2 separate regions of the Homo sapiens genome follow, and region 1 is linked to region 2. The links are chromatin loops, found by intact Hi-C in ENCODE. Cell type or tissue: B cell. All regions are shown on one strand. Each heading gives the region's core, and the rest is flanking DNA. Links, peaks and the distances in the headings are about the cores only. Region 1 overlaps PPP3CA (protein phosphatase 3 catalytic subunit alpha). Region 2 overlaps PPP3CA (protein phosphatase 3 catalytic subunit alpha).

Region 1 (8,346 bases), core at 276-8,275, 60 kb before region 2:
TTGTGAATTTATTTTACTGACATTTTGTTACCATCAGTTGAGTTTCATGTATCTGGTTTTCAATTTGAGTATAGTGAAACTTTATTAATTCAATATCATGAATTTAAATTTATTGTGAAAAAACACCAGTGTTTGTTGGCTGAAGTTTACATCAGCATTGGATGTGAAGAAAGGGGTCCGATAACCAAAAAGTATAAACAACATAGTTCCAGCATTGTTAATATACCAAGAGAACAAATTCTTTTCAATACTTAGTGAACAGTATGCAAATTCATCCTGTTCGTTACGAGTTAGGTTGGTCTATTTATTAACATTTCCTTTTGGGACTATTATAAAGTGAATATAACACAAGTGCATTGTTGTAAAAACATTCAGTAAATTTAATGATTAATGCAACAATTGAGACTGGGATTCAGGGGAATTCCAGTGATTCTAAAATGCCATCAATTAGAATAATCAACATTTTGAAGATAATAGTTTTTCTGAGAAGTGTGGGATAGAACCCTTATTTTAAATGGACAGTTTATCTTAAGACATCCAGTTAAAATAGGAAAAAATTAACATCTAGAATCTAATTAATGAGGTTTACTCTAAGATTTGTTTAAAAATATGCCTTTTAAAATCTATTTGTCTCTTTGTTTTATTTGTAATTTTAGCGAGATGAAATATAATTTTGATAGACCATTCATTTATAACTTTTGTAATTGGCCTCTCATGCTTTTCCTTATCTTTTTTTGTGTCAGCTATGTGTAAATTTGAAACTAATTATGACACCAAATAAAGAATCCATTTAGGGTGACCTCATTGGAAAACAGCATTTTTGCAGATACTCACTCTCCTTTTAGCAAATATGGTTAAATTACCATTTTGAATACTTCTAGAACTATGAAGAATGGTGGTGATTCATGATATAGAATTTTGATAATTACTAAAAATCATTTTGTCAATTTTTTTCCAGCAACTTTCTGATGTAGCAGTCTCTTGATATACAAGAGGGATATGGTGAGACCTTGAACTTCAGCTTTCTGTAATTCCACTGGTATATGTTATAACTTCACAGGCTAACTTTCTCTATACATAAAAGGGGAGTAATTGTATCCACTGTCAACTTGTGAGGACCGAAGGATAATCAAATGGGAAATGGGGAGTGTGTGGTTAACACTTTGTCCACTGCCTGGTAATGGCGATTCAGTCACTGCTAACACAGAATTAGAAATGACACGTGTTATGTATTTTCTGGTCACCTGAGAATAGTCAGAACCATTAGCATTGAAAGCCATGAGTGCCTTGGGTCAAGAGTAGCTTATGATGACATTTATTTTTATAGTTAAAGAAGTGGAGACAGAATAGATAGAATGGTTACAGGTAAGTGTAAACACATTATTTTCTTTATTAAAGAGGCTTTTCTTGCTTGAAAACATTTTTGAAAATTGCCACTGGCCAGGTGTGGTGGCTCACACCTATAATCCTAGCACTTTGGGATGCTGAGGTGGAAGCTTGGGCAACATAGCAAGACCATATCTCTTAAAAAAAAAAAAAAGAAAAAGAAAAAAAGAAAATGGCCACTTCTTTTGGTATATTTAAGATATCTTCACATTTCATTTCGCATTTTGTTTTACTAAATAATTAACTATGTAAAATAGTTTGATTAGGAGAGGAAGCTTTTTATATTTCTGTTTTTAGCAGACATCAAATTCTGGTGATAAATATTATAATTTAGTCTGACCTTGGCCTGAGGTTTATAAAGAAATACTGTTAAACATTGCTTTCTGTTCAGGTAAATATATACACAGAAATAGAATAGTATACTCTCCTGCAAAAGAATGTTATTTACTTTCATTTTGAAGGATGTTGTCTTAAGCCTGTTTTTCTGAACTCCACTTAATGACCCACACTGATGCTCTGGTTTGACAAACAAAATCTTCAGATTTGATGATTTTGTTAATTTCTAGAGCAGGCTCAGGTGAAAATATCAGCCAGTGATTCTGAGGTGTTGCATTCCTATTTTTAAAGCAGTCATTAGGTAGGACTGATGTAGGCAATGAAATAGGATTTCAGTTTGTAAATTAAGTCTTTAGTACTCTTGACATTTTCAGCATTTTAAAATCATTTTATTTTACAATAATTCCATCTTTTATATGAATCCATCAATTATATTTCATATGAGAAGTGAAATAACAATTGTGTATTCCTCCATGGTTAGGGGTTCTGAATAATGGCTTAAATCAGATGGGTTATCAACTTTATGACCTAGCCCAGTTGCTGGTATCTCAAATCCGTTTTAACAAATATGCACTCGGGTAGTGGAAGCTTTAGATATTAAAAAAATAAAAGCCCTCACTGACAAAGTGGCAATAAATTATTAAAATGCTATGTTTTTGGAATTCAGGTAGATTCTTTTTGAGACCATCATAGAGAGGAATAGAACTTTGCTGTCCTTTTTGTTTTCCTTATCCATGCTTTTGTCTCACAGCAAAATATACTATGACTCTATTTTAAAAAATGGTCTACCTGTCTGTGAACTTCTGTCTCTTGCAACTGGAAATTTTGCTTGTGTCTGTCTGCAAAAGAGGGAAACAAATAGATATCAGGGATTTATAAAAGCTATCTCAATATTATGACATACTAGTTTACAATGTTTGTCAATTTCAGGTACTTTTGACAACTGTGAAACCGGAAGAATGATGGTTGATGTTCAAAGAGAGAGTTTTATTTATATGGAGCTAAATTAAAAAAATTTTCATCAGCTCTAAGATTCTTAGACTTAGAGTCTTTCTGTGGTGATTTTATTGTCCCAGTTTTCCTTTCTTTGGGGAAGAATTAGTAGTAGTTTTTATTTAAAATGTCCAGTTCTTTCTATGTAATATCAGAATGTTTTGGAAATTCTAGTATGTCAGTGTCTAAACTATGTGTCTTGGTTGCTGCATATACTTGGAAGTTGCATAAAATTGTTAATATTTGTATTCAGAGTTTTAGTTTGGAAAAAATGGTCATTGTCTTATTGGTCCCTAGCTCAATGCCTTGCTTATTAAATGCACTGAATAAATTCTTTTGAATGAGATGGATATTGTAAAATTCTCATGTGCCTCCTGAAGCCTTCTAAATTGTTTTTATTTTGAGTGTATTATATTAAGTTCCATTTGTAACTGGTTCTGTATGGTGACTGGCGAATTGGAGTGCTTCTTTCTCCAGCCCAATCAGGGCATGGAGTATGAGAAGGAGGCATTAATAAGGTTACACAATTAGAATGAGAGCTGTTCTGTTCGGTCACTTGAACTCACTTTGTCCCTGCTGAATGTAAAAGGCTAAGTTCTATTCAATTTAATTTATTTGCTTGAACCTGACAGCTGTCTTTCAGTTTTTATTGTATTCCCCTTTAGGCTGGTCAATTTCTGACAAATGAGAAAAAATATGTTAATCACTGAGTGTTTGATTATTGGATGATTTGTGTATTTTAGTTATTGTCTAGATTTGGACTTGAAGATAAAATGACCTGGTAAATTTCATGAAAAAGAACAAATTGGAAAAAACCTCTTTCCCTGTTTACATCTCAATATATCATTTCCTATAATGCTTCTGTAATCCAGAAATGCTGCCTTCTCCAACATGACCTCCTTCCCTTCTCTGGCCCCCAAAATGTCATTGGATGCCATCCAGTGGAAAGATACATGGGCTATGAAAAGTTAAGAAAAAGGTGGCACTAACGCTGCTGTCTCCTTAGATTCTCACAAGTGGGCTTTGAGCCATCCGTTGACATTTGTTTTTAAAACATCTTGTAAGTTATGCTGTTTTATCAAGTTAAATTAAAAGCAAGATATATTCTTAAAAAGATGGAACCTGAGTCAGGAATTCAAGTTTGTTTTATTTTTTGTTTGCTTTTTACAAAGGAATTTGATTTTAAAAAATGATAAATCTGGCATTGTTGGTTCATGTATATTTAATGCTATTAAAGTTACACACATTCCTGTTCTGCTGGGCCTGATTATTGGGATAACAAATGTTCTCCTGATCATTCAGTTCTCTTCTTTCGAGCTTCAGTTCAGAAGTTACCTCCTTTGAGACCTGCATCTCCTGACACCTTCACTTAGAATAAAGGAATTGAGCCTCTTCCTTCTCACAGAGGACACCTTGATAAGAGCATGTTGCTGTGATGACTTGTTTCCTTGTCTGCCTCTCCTCCCCAGGAGGTGGAAAGTCCTAGAGACAGAAGTTCTATCTACTTTTGTGTCTTTAGCTCTAGCACAGGGCCTGCTGTAGAATAGGCATTTGATACATAGTTGTTACAGGAATGAAATAACAAAGGATAAGATGGATTTAAATTTCTAAATTATGGGGTTCCTTTATGTTTTGAAATTTTGTCAATCTTAAATCGTGATCAGTACACAAATGTCTGATGAGTCTTGACTTGTAAGCTCCAGTCTTTGTAGAAGTGTGTTTTCCTGTGAGTTTTTGAAGTGCTGTATTTTATTAACTGGCATTATATGGATTTTGCTCGGTAGCCAGCATGCAGAAGCATAACTGGCAGAAGTGGCCTTCCCATAGGGAGTGCTTGACTTTTAATGGATTATTGTCACAAGGTGTATAGGTTGATTTCCTCAAAGGTGAGTGATGGTTTCTTTCTCAGGAAGACAGGTGATGATACTAAATTGAGGGGAGAGCCATTTGACAAGCATATGGGAGGCCCATATTAGTCTTCACAATGTGCAAATTCAAATGAATAAAAATGTATAAGATTAGGAATTAGAACAGAGATTAAAACATACTGTACACCCCGATAGGTGATAACTTACTGTGTATATACCAATAAAAAATCTTCAGGCCCATCACGAGTACAGGCTGCTCATGAGTCACCTCTCCTGATGGCATGTCTGCATGGTGAGTGTTTTTAGAAAAGCTCAGTACTGGACTCCACACCAACAGAGTGGCAGTATAGTGAGGCACTTGCTCTTAGTCCCATCCTTACAGAAGACCGCTAAAGCTGCGCTACCCCAGATGTGGTTGTATGACTTCTGGTTAAAGAAAGCCAGCTGGGCCTTTCCAAGCTCCATTTTATTTTTGTTCTGAATGAATATTTCCAGTCTCTCACATGGGCCGGGATATACTTTGTCTCACTAACACAGAAATACTTTCATTTCAAAGAGTTGAAGACTAAGGAAACTATAGTTTCCTACATAAAATCTCACTGTTAGCTTCTGTTGATTTGCATTCAGCAACCAGGAGGGAATCTCTGTTGTCCTCGCCTCTGGTCAGAATTCTCCCTGAGTACTCTATCTCGTTCCACGTGCCCTTCCAGAAACGGATGTGTTAAATTTTGGAGTATGTTTTACAAAACAGTCCCCAAGATGATTAAAGGACTTTAAATAAATTGTGACAGGAAGTGAGAGATTATTCAGTCTGAACAAAAAAGGGTGAGTGGTGATTTAACTAGAGGCTTCAAATATTAGAAAGTCTCTTTCTGTAGTGGATCATACTCAGAAGTTGTTCATCACCCCAGTCAACTAAAGAAGAGAAAATATTTAGAAGCATCAGAGAATTAGGTGATTTTTAAAAAAATTTAACCAGTTAGGGGCATTTAACATTGGGATGGTTTATGGGAATCTTCTGAATGGAGAGAATAGATGATTCTTATTTATTTTTGTTGTAAATGTGAACTTTATGTGTGCTGAAGAATAGTCTAAGCCTAAAATTATGGCATTTTGAAGCTGGAAGGAACCATGGAAATCTAATTTTCTGTCTGGCTCAGAACCCTCTATTTGCTGGGGAGAAGGATTGGGGGATGTAGGGGAGACCTTTGATCTCTTACACTTGCTCATGCCTGAATTTAGGCCTACAAATGAGACTCCCAGAATTGGAAGGTACACCAGAATTCTAGCTTAGGCTATCTCTAATGTGGAACTCCCTCTCCAGCCTCTCTGATGGATAGAATCCCGCCCCTGCATGTACACATCTAGTGAGAGGCAGCTCCCTATTCCATATACCTCTCACTCCATCCTGGACAAGTCTGCTTTGAAGAAATATTTTCTTATTCTTGATTACAATCTGATGCTTTGAATATATATTACTTGTTCTTAGCATTGTCCTACAGAATTCCATAGAATAAGTCTTACCTGTTTGCCTCCAGAGAGCTCATTTGCTATTAAAAACAGCTTTCTTTTTTTTTTTTTTTCATTTTTTTTTTAAGACAGTTTCACTCTGTTGCCCAGGCTGGAGTGCAGTGGCACGATCTTGGCTCACTGCAACCTCCGGCTCCTGAAGTTCAAACGATTCTTGTGCCTCAGTCTCCCCAGTAACTGGGACTACAGGCATGCGCCACCATGCCTGGCTAATTTTTTTGTATTTTTAGTAGAGATGGGTTTCACTATGTTGGTCAAGCTGGTCTTGAACTCCTGACCTCAAGTGATCCACCTGCCTTGGCCTCCCAAAGTGCTGGGATTACAGGCGTGAGCCACTGCGGCCGGCCAGCTTTCTTGTTCTTAAGTCTTCTAGCTATTCCTCACCCAGCATGTTTTTGTTTGCTTTTTTTTTGGAGGTGGGGGACAAAGTTTTGCTCTTGTTGCCCAGGCTGGAGCCCAGTGGTGTGATCTTGGCTCATTGCAAGCTCCGCCTCCTGGATTCAAGCCATTCTTCCACCTCAGCCTCCCAAGTAGCTGGGACTACAGGCATTTGCCACCATGCCTGGCTAATTTTTGTGTGTGTGTGTATTTTTAGTAGAGATGGGGTTTCACCATATTGACCAGGCTGGTCTTGAACTCCTGACCTCAGGTGATCCACCCACCTCGGCCTCCCAAAGTGCTGGGATTACAAGTGTGAGCCACCATGCCCGGCCAGTTTCTAGGTCCTCCTCCATCCTAGGAGTCTACCTTTAAATCCAGGTCAGTCTATTGGAGTCCCTTGAAAATGGAGAAGTGAACAAAGGTTGATCTTGACTGACTTCTTCCATGGAACCTCCAGCATCTTGTGCTCTCTTCCTTGGTACTCTTGCTTGCCCTTCTGTGTCCTCATGCCAACTTGGAACTCAGAAGTCTTTCATAGGTGGGCCCAGTTTAGCATCCCGAGATACCCTTTGGGAGGGTGAGGATTGCCAGTCATGATGCTCTTAGTTCTCATGCCTTTCCCATTGAAATTCCCTTGTTATTTTTTCCCAGAACTTAGGCAGTTTCAAGTTGTCAAACGCCTAATCTGGTCTATAAGTAGAAGTCTGTAAAACCTAGATAGCAGACGCGTTTTAACAGTGACTTTCTAAAGGCATTGCTCTCACCTTTCATTTATAATACAGGCAAGTAATAAAGACAGGATGAAAGCATAGCACCATGTGGTGATAGTGGGGCTATTGAGAGACAGGCCATGCCCCCTTTATTTGCTTTTCAAATCATGCCACAAAGACAGCTAGCTCAGCACCTCACTTGACCAGAGCCAAACCTGCCTCTTCTGCTTGCTTTCACTTGTGCCTAATCTTTGAAGATTGTCTGCTCCTAACGCCATTGAATTTGGCAAATGTAGTAAAATTGGTTGTAATTTGATAACTAGTTTCAGTTTCACTGAGATATGAAGGAGACCAGTGGCTTCCAACTATGGTGTCAACACAGTGTTGTGTTAAACTCAGCTGTGAGGTATTAACAGCTACTGATAACCTAAAGAAGTTTGCAGATGACTTATTTTAAGATATCTACGTATAAACGAGAGTGGATTTACGTTCAACCCTAAAATGCTACTTTCACTTGCATTCTGACATGAAGGGATGGAGCTGCAACTGTCATGGTGGGCATTTTGTATAAATTGCAGTTGCTTGATCTTACTGATAAGTCTTTAATCACAGTGGAAATTACATATGTGTGTATTTCCCTGAACATTTTTTTTTATAGTGGTTCATTAGAATCTGGATTTGTTTATCCTAGTGTTTCGTAGAAGTGAATGTTATATCATGTATATCTCTGGGGGGAAGAAAGGCCGAGACCTGTCATGGGAGACTGTGCCTTTGCTAGCCAGTCTGTAAATTGAATAATCTTGAAACATTTAGGTAGGCACATTTGGGGTGACTTCAAAGTGCTTTATGAAGTCTTCTCTCCTCACACATCTCCAGAGACTACCATACCTGAAATTTCATGATTGTTTAAGATAAGAATTGCTTTTTTGATAGATATTTCAGAAGTAACTGATATTTAAAACATAATTAACTGACTAATTTAAATTTTTTTCCTTTTGGGTAATGTTGAATCTAGGAAAAAAATCCTGTTATTCAGGAGCCTTTTTGAGAGTTAACTTTCATGCTTCTTTTTAAATCCATATCCCATGCCTCTTTGAAATTGTCACTCGGGGGTTGGGCGCGGTGGCTCACACTTGTAATTC
Region 2 (8,346 bases), core at 56-8,055:
CTTGACCCAGATAAGTGAAGGATAGATAGAAAAGAAAGGCATTTACTTAAAATGGCTGCTTATTTTATCAAAGTTAGATTTCAAATTAGAGTTGGATGAGCTGTTTTAAAAGTCCATGCTAAATATGTTGGGGACTGCCCCGGAAACAGGTTTTCCTCCTCTGTGTAAATCAGCCATGTTTCTGTGGTGCGAGGTGGGTGGGAGCCTTGCTTTACTTCCTGCATCTCAGCAGGCTCAGGAAGGGAAGCTTGCTAGGGTGTTTAAGCAGCCACATGCATTATGTTAAATTAATTCTACCCCAGTCTTTGGACATCTATTGACAATAGTATTATTTGGGTTGCAAAATCAACAAGTGAATAGACCAAAGAAGAAATGGGGAAGAACCCAGAATGAGTGTGAGTCAAACACTACCTTGACACAGGAAGCCAGGACTAGAAGCCCTGAGATCAGTCCAATCCAGGGAATATGCTGACTGCGCTGTCATTTAGAACAGGCCAGTGGAATTCAGGACCTATCAGGTAAGTCCATGTCTTACCAACTTAAAGCAATCTTCTGGGAAGAGGTCTGGACCTGTATCTAACATGAATTGTAGTGAGGTCTGTCCATCACATTTCACTCATCTAATCACCTTTGTCATTCTTCTGGTTTTCACAGATAGGATAGAAAAACTGTAGTTTTTTTCTGTTGCCACTTAGCTCTTGGTTGCAGGGGCCTCTAGGTAGGTGTGAAGTGGTTATCAAGGCTTTGACTGTCAAAAACACTTCTACTCAAAATTGGCCTTAGCAGTTAAGCCAGATTTAAAATGATTTTGGTAGTGGATTATCTAAGCTCATATAGAATAACTGCAAGTCACTTTCAAACTTGCCATAGATGCGAAGATAATATATTCTCATTTTCTGGACTAGCTTTTCCCAGGAAAAGGTATGGGGTGGAGGGATATCAAATATCAATTTTTGTAGATATGGAAAGCTCCATGAATGTGTATTTATAGGCCCCCTGAGGTCTAACTGAATGTATGTTGAATGCAGATTCTTCTGTTTTCCTCCCCAGGTTTGTCATTTGGCAACTAGTACAGGAAAAAGACCCTCAATAACTAGCAAGTCTGTCTTTGTTATATGTAGACAAGCATTTTGATTAATTTAGGGAGGATGCTTTTTTCACTATATAAAATTAAAATGAAATTATGGAAGAACCTAGTTTGTTTTCTTACTTGAGTTGAATGCTGTTTAACCACTTTCTTATTACATTCGATTGACTTAGTTGAGTTGGATGCTGAATGTTTAACCACTTTCTTATTACATTTGATTGACTTAAAAACCATCTGTAGCATAGCCTAAATAACTTAAGACTTTCAGAAAGTTGTGGCAAATTTTTTTGATACATTCTCATTCATAGCCAACTCAATTATATTAACTTTTTATACAAATCAAATTATATTATAATCCATACACATTAAATTTCACTTAGACCAAAGAAGAGCCAAGGCTTCTTTACTGGATCTCACCCCCTCTTACGTATTTAAGAGCATTGCCCCAGGAAGTCCTCTTTTCTGCATCAGCATTTTCTATTCTTTGTTGGATCATACTCATTAGCAGAAGATGCCATAGTTTTTACTGTCTTGAAATAATAAAGCTTCTCCTGAGCCCATGTTCTTATCCAGCTACTGCTGCATTTCTCTTCAGAGCAAAACTCTCCAAAAGAATTATGTACGTTCACTGTCTCAAATTGCTCTTCTCCCATTCTTCCTTGAACCCTCTCCAAAGCTTTTCCTCATTCACTGCTTCAGAGCCTTCTTTTGTCAAAGTCTCCAATAACCTCAGTGTTGTCAGGTTGAATAGCAGGCTCATCTAATTTGACTTAGCATAGCATTTAACACAGCTGATCACACTGTCTCTCCCGGAACACATTCTTCTCTGGAGTACTTGCAAATCACATGCTCTTGGTTCTCCTCCTGCATCATAGGCTGTTCTCTCTCAGTCATTTTTTTTTCCTATTTCTTCTTTGTTTCTCCAGTCTCTAACCATTTAACCATTGGAATGCCCCCTTCTCTTTTCTATATAATGCATTTGTGGAGTGAGCTCAAGCATTCTTCTTTTATGTATGACACTGATGGTTTCCAGTTTTTTTTTTTTTTTTTGAGACTGAGTCTGGCTCTGTCACCCAGGCTGGAGTGCAATGAGGTGATCTCAGCTCACTGCAGCCTCTGCCTCCTGGGTTCAAGTGATTCTCCAGCCTCAGCCTCCCAAGTAGCTGGAACTGCAGGTGCATGCCACCATGCCCGGCTAATTTTTGTATTTTTAGTAGAGATGGGGTTTCACTATGTTGGCTAGGCCGGTCTCGAACTCCTGACCTCAGGTGATCCACCCGCCTCGGCCTCCTACAGTGCTGGGATTACAGGCATGAGCCACCACACCTGGTCCGTTTCCAGTTTTTATCTACAGTTTGAATCTTTCCTCAGTGCCTCTAGTCTCATATATACAAAATACCTGCTTAACACTTTCACTTGCCTGTCTAAATTAACTTGTCCACACTCAGACTCTTGCTTTCCCTTGTTCTTTCTGAGCAGTAATGGTGGCCTTCTTGATATTTATTTAAAAAAGAAAACAGATTCACAGCTCAAGGCCTTTATATTTGCTATTACCTCTGTTTGCCATGCTTTTCTCCCAGATACCCACATGGCTTAGTCTCCCCACCTCCTTACGTCTGCTCAAATATCACTATTCTCAATCTGGCTACTTTTTCTTCTTAATTTTCTCTCTAATGCTTATTTGACATGCCGTATATTTGTCTGTTTATTGCTTTACATTCCAAGAATATATGCTCTAAGAGGGCAGTGACTTTTGTCCATTTTATTCGCTAATGTGTTCCCATTTCTTACTACAGTGCCTGGTCCATAGTAAGTGCTCAATTAATATACATTGAGGGAAAAGACTACATGAACATTACTACCACGATGATGTTATAGTTGATTTCAGTTCCAGGAACTGAAAATGTGAAAGTGCTTCCGTCAATTTCTCCTTTGAAACTTCACTTTAGATAACTTACTTCTTTAGTGAGAAACAGCAGCCCCTTATTCTTAAAGGAAGATTTCCATTGTGTGCCTTTTTCTTCTGCAGCTGTCTCTGAGCAAATTGCTCATTCTAGCTTCTTCTTGGAATGAGTCTCTTCTCTGAACTTCTCTTGGCTCTTCCCTCTTTCAGCTTGGCTTCTGTTCACGGAGCTTAGTTCTACTTCCTGACCTCACAGAGCTTGCCCTTTTTATAGTAAAAAGCCTGTGGTGATGTCATTGGCTCAGCTGGTTTCAATCAGGCTGCTCAGTTGAAGCTGATGAATGACTCTGCAAGTTATCTTTTGGAGGGCTGTACTTATTCTGATACAAAATACGCAGTTATATACAGCATTAACCATTTAGCAATTATCCCATGTGAGTCATGGGAATGCTTTTTCCCACTCTTTACTAACGGAAATTCTAATTGATCATTGGCTGCCCCACAAGCACAGCAGAGTCAGGTATCTGATGTTGGTCAACTGCTTACTGGCTCTTACTCTGCTTCTAACTCTCTAGGACCTCCTGCAGCCTTTCTCCTGCCTGTTACTTTATTCTGCTTTCTAAATGTCATTCCTTAGATCCTTAATTAAGCTACCCCAAACTTGTTTCTCACCTTGAACCTCTGCCTTACTGTTACTCATCCATTTGCTGCTCTTGGATCACACATTTTTTTTTGACCTTGCCATTTGTAAAATGTAATTGAATTGTGTGTGTGTGTGGCTACCCTTTTCTTTTTTAATTCTAGGCACTCATCTTTACTATTAATTCTGTAACAATTGCTATTTTTGACTTTAGAACATTGTCCTAACTTTTTTCAGTGAGAAGGTGATTGGTTTGTGATTTATTTCTGGTAATTTTATGCTTCTAAGTCTGATGCAAGACATTTTAATTACATTTTTTAGTTTGGAAGAGAAAGGCTTTATTGGGAAATTGATCGGTTTTCATAAAACAAATCTGTCATATTTAAAAATGGGCCTGCATAGAATATAGTGTGTATGAAAAGTGGTGGCTACAGAATCCTTGTAGTTAAAGCTCAGAAAGTTTTGATAGCCAGTGGCACAAAGGGGGCCAGATGTCCACGGGGGTGATTGTTTAAAGGGATGGTAGGGAAAATATAAAGTGAATGTGTAGAATGAAGGGGTGCTTATGACCAGGGTGAACTTCTAATTTATTGTGTAAATCAGGATGCTTTGAAGATAAAAGTTGTAACAGACATAAACTGGGACTGCCCACGCAAACCCTACCTATATATAACATTGCCGACACACCTCAGAATTATGGGTAGGCCTGGTTGGCCTTCATGATCAGTTGTTTTTCAGGACACAATGAAGTTAATATTCCACCTCTGTGGTATCCGCAGTCTGCTTTATAGCAGAGCAAGAGTCTCAGGAAACATAGTTTGAGAGCTCCAAGTTCAATATGGAGAGGTCTGTTTCTGAGCAGCAGCTATTTCTAAGCCACTGCAGCTGGGAAGGTGGTAGAGGGAGTGATGAGGAGGGGATCAGGTGTCTTTGGGGCAGTTAATGGACCTAATTCTGAGGGTTAGTGAGAGGCAAAATTTGGGGTAATGGGGTAATAGCAGAGGGCTGACAAATGACAGGTAGACTAAGCAATCTTTAAATAAAATTGAATATATTTTAAAGACATGCTTACCTCATTGTAAGCTTATAATTAAGAAACTGAATATGGCAAAATAATTGCAGTGTTAAATTTATTTCATAACATTGAATTTAAAAGTCGTAGTTAAAATAACTTTTTAATTTTTTTATTTTTTTTTTTTTTTTTACTAATAGCTTTTAAAGTTTCATTTTTTATGTTTGGTGCCAGAATTAAGAAGTGGCCCTTTCTCCGTATAAAGCAAATGGAGTTTTATATGCTAGATTCAATGTTGTGAACTGGGAAAAACATATCTGGTTTTATATAGGCTTTAAGAAAAATCAGGACTGATCCTAGGAAGATTAGGAAGGGGATTTATAGGACTAATATAGTCACTATCTCAGTGTTATGACTTACTGCTTTGGTTTTCATGGAATTTTCTTCTAAAGAACATTGTGAGTCACTGGTGTAGACAGAATCCTGAACACTCTTAGACCACTGACAAGTAGAAAACCCTGTTTGCAGCCAGCAGGGTCTGTGATTTGCCCATAGTAGGTACTTAATAAATATTGTTGACTTGATTTGGCTTAGGTTTGTCACTGGAAAATGTAAAAGCCAATGCACATTTATAGATTGATTTAAATTTTGGGGAGCATTTTTGCTATGCTATGTACATTTAGAGAAATAATGGCTATTTTTGTCTAACAGGAATTGTAGGCATGCGTAAGTTGAATGTGCAAGATGGACCTCTGAGGAGACAAGAACCATTAGAAACTTTTGCATACTATATTATCTGAATATTCATAAGTAAATGCAAATAGAAGAGCAATTTCTGTCAAATTGGGACATTTAAACAAATCAAGTGTTAACTTTGTTACTAAATTTTTAAAATGCGTTTTTTGATATTTACCTAAATGAATTGGAAATGTAGGTCCACGCAAAAACCCGTACACAAATGTCCACAGCAGCTTTATTTTTAATTTCCAAATAGCCGAGATGTCTTTCAATAAGTGAATGGATAGATAAACTGTGGTACATCCATATGATGAGGTATTATTCAGAGATATAAAGAAATGAGGTACCAAGCCACATAGAAATGGAGAAAACTTAGATGTCAATTGGTAAGTGAAAGAAGTGAATTTGAAAAGGCTGTGTATGATTCCATCTATGTGATATTATGGAAAAGGCAAAAATATGGTGACAGTGAAAAGGTTAGTGAATCCCAGGGCAAGTGGGTAGATCTGGGGAGTAAGAGGGATGAATAGGTGGAGCACAGGGGACTTTTAGGACCTGAAAATATCAGGTCCTAATATTTTGAAAATATCAGGTCCTAGCCATAATGCTGGATAGATGTCATTATACATTTGTTGAAATCCGTAGAATGTGTAACACAAAGAATGAACCTCAATGTAAACTGTGGGCTTTAGTTAATAATAACGTATCAACGCTGGCTCAGCAATTAATTTCAACAAATATACAGTACTAATGCAAGATGTTAACATAGGGGAAACTGTGTGGGAGGTAAAGGGGTAAATGGGAACTCTGTACTTACCATTCAGTTTTTTTTTCTCTAAATCTAAAACTGTTCCAAACAACATATTTTATTTTAATATAGTAAACATGCAAAGGCAAACCCTATTTCCTGTACATAGTGGATGTCTGATAAATACATGGTACATGAATGCATGATGGGATGAGTGAAGAAATGAACTGCGTGATAATGTATGTGAAAGTACCATGTAAACAAACTGCCTGACAAATGTGGGGGGAAAAGCTAGTGAGGAAAAATGGAAAACAAGTCATGAAAAACATTCAGTGTAAAAGTTTGAGAAGGCATAAGAGGAATTTGAACTAAAGACTGAAACTATTTTAAACTGTTTAATTTTCAGAAAAAAATAATATAGTTTTTATTAAATAAAAAGTTGATACCTATGCTTTCAGAGTCTGTGAATTAGAGACACCATCTTGACACCAATTACTTCTCATATTAATTTGGTTTTGTTCTAGAGGCTTCAGCTTACAAGTTTCAGAGGAGGTCCTTCTCTAAAGGTGTTTTTTGTTTCCTTCATTGTTTAATATGGGCAGGTTTCCGTAATCTCGATACAAAACCTTGATAAGGCCAGGAGCGGTGATTCAAGCCTGTAATCCTAGTGCTCTGGGAAGCTGAGGCAGGAGGATTGCTTGATGCCAGGAGTTCGGGACCAGCCTGGGAAACATAGTCACATCTTATCTGTACAAAAAAATTAGAAAAATTAGCTGGGCATGATGGTGCACCTTTAATCCCAGCTACGCAGGAGGCTGAGGCAGGAGAATTTCTTGGGATCTCGAGTTCTAGGCTGCAGTGAACTATGATTTCCACAGCACTCCAGTCTGGGCAACAGAGCTGGACCCTGTCTCAAAAAAAAACAAAAAACAAAAAACAAACAAACAAACAAAAAACAAAAAAAAAACCACACATACACACAGAAAACAAAAAGCGAAAAAAACCACACCACCCCAAAACAAACAAAAAAGATGTAAAAGTGACCTTGCACATAACAAGCTTCCAGCCAAGAAGATTGAAAAGCAGTTAAATAGAGGAATAGGTAGACTATCATTTGCTTAGTATTTTATAATTTTGAGTCTTTGTTCTGAAGAAAATGTGACCTTTGTTAAATTTTAGATAAATATGAGAATGACCTTGATTCTTTGGTTTTATCTTCAGTAATGTTAAAAATGCAAGTATGTTGAAGTCATTTGTTGTTTTTCTCAGATAAGCCTCGTGTATTTGAAAATAATTGGAATGATTTCTGCTCGGTAGTAGTATGATTTTCCTAGCCTTATATCTTTTATGCAGTGCTCTCAAGGAATATGGGTGGTACAAGGTTATAATATACTGGCAACCGTGTTTCTTAAGGATTTGACGTGAAAGAAGGTATAACTTTCTATAGGCGATTACAGATAAGAACATGGTACTGTGAGAGTACATAGGAAAGGTGCTTACCTGCAGCCCTGAGGATCAGGAAGGTGCTTTATGAGAAGTGACAACTAAACCAGGACCTGAGATATGGGTGGCAGTTAACCAAATAAGTTAGTGAGAGAAGGGATGTGAAAGTAAAGGAATAATTACTGCAGAAGCTTGGAGTCAGGGCTGCAGAGAGTTTAGAGATCAGAAAGATGTTCTTCGTGGCAAGAATATATACCGTTAAGTATGAGGGTTATGAGGAAATAATGAGGCTAATGAGGAAGTAGGGTCAGTGAAAGACTTTCTGCCATGTTAAATAATTAACTTTTTGGAGCCCAATCACTGAAAATGATTCAGTTTCATTTTTGAACTTTTGAACATTTTGTGATTAATAAAAAAGATGTCAATTATTGCTTATTAAAGGCTTTCAATGCTATTACTCACACAATTTATCTCATATGAATTGTTTTATTGCTTAAAGTGTCTTGGATTATAAGAAAGCACCTGTTAGGTTTGTAATGATCTAAATGCAATTTCACTTTAGCTTGATTATTGGTATTTATGAAATTAAACATTAAATGAATTACATATACTAGATTTGTGGGAAGGAAAGCTTTCTTTAAAGGCAGAATAAACTCCCAGAGATTTTACTAATTGGACAACATGTATTTTTTCCCTATAGAAATGAAAAAAATATGTAATCCATGACTTTCATGCTGTAATACGTACATAGAAAAAAAGATTTTTGTAAAAAAGA

Evidence for each region. A loop is a pair of places that touch in the nucleus more often than their neighbours do. Peaks named below come from ENCODE experiments on the same cell type or tissue, not always from the same donor. Only the 100,000 strongest peaks of a DNase experiment are listed, where the experiment ranks them.
Region 1: it touches region 2 in a loop (2.5-fold over the local background); 28 of 110 quality-filtered maps call a loop at or near these places.

The regions. Positions count from the first base shown.
Region 1 is chr4:101,334,403-101,342,748 of GRCh38, reverse strand. All of the region lies in intron 1 of PPP3CA (protein phosphatase 3 catalytic subunit alpha), which reads left to right. Among named protein-coding and RNA genes, the nearest start is that of MIR1255A, 8.2 kb to the right of the region's middle. In B cell, for the core only: no CTCF peak of the experiment used is centred there; no DNase peak of the experiment used is centred there; H3K27ac peaks cover 5,634 bases.
Region 2 is chr4:101,274,611-101,282,956 of GRCh38, reverse strand. The region is part of intron 1 of PPP3CA (protein phosphatase 3 catalytic subunit alpha); the gene reads left to right. Among named protein-coding and RNA genes, the nearest start is that of MIR8066, 38 kb to the right of the region's middle. RefSeq lists an enhancer at 3,131-3,425. In B cell, for the core only: no CTCF peak of the experiment used is centred there; DNase peaks (open chromatin) are centred at 186, 3,166 and 7,756; H3K4me3 peaks cover 693 bases; H3K27ac peaks cover 2,531 bases.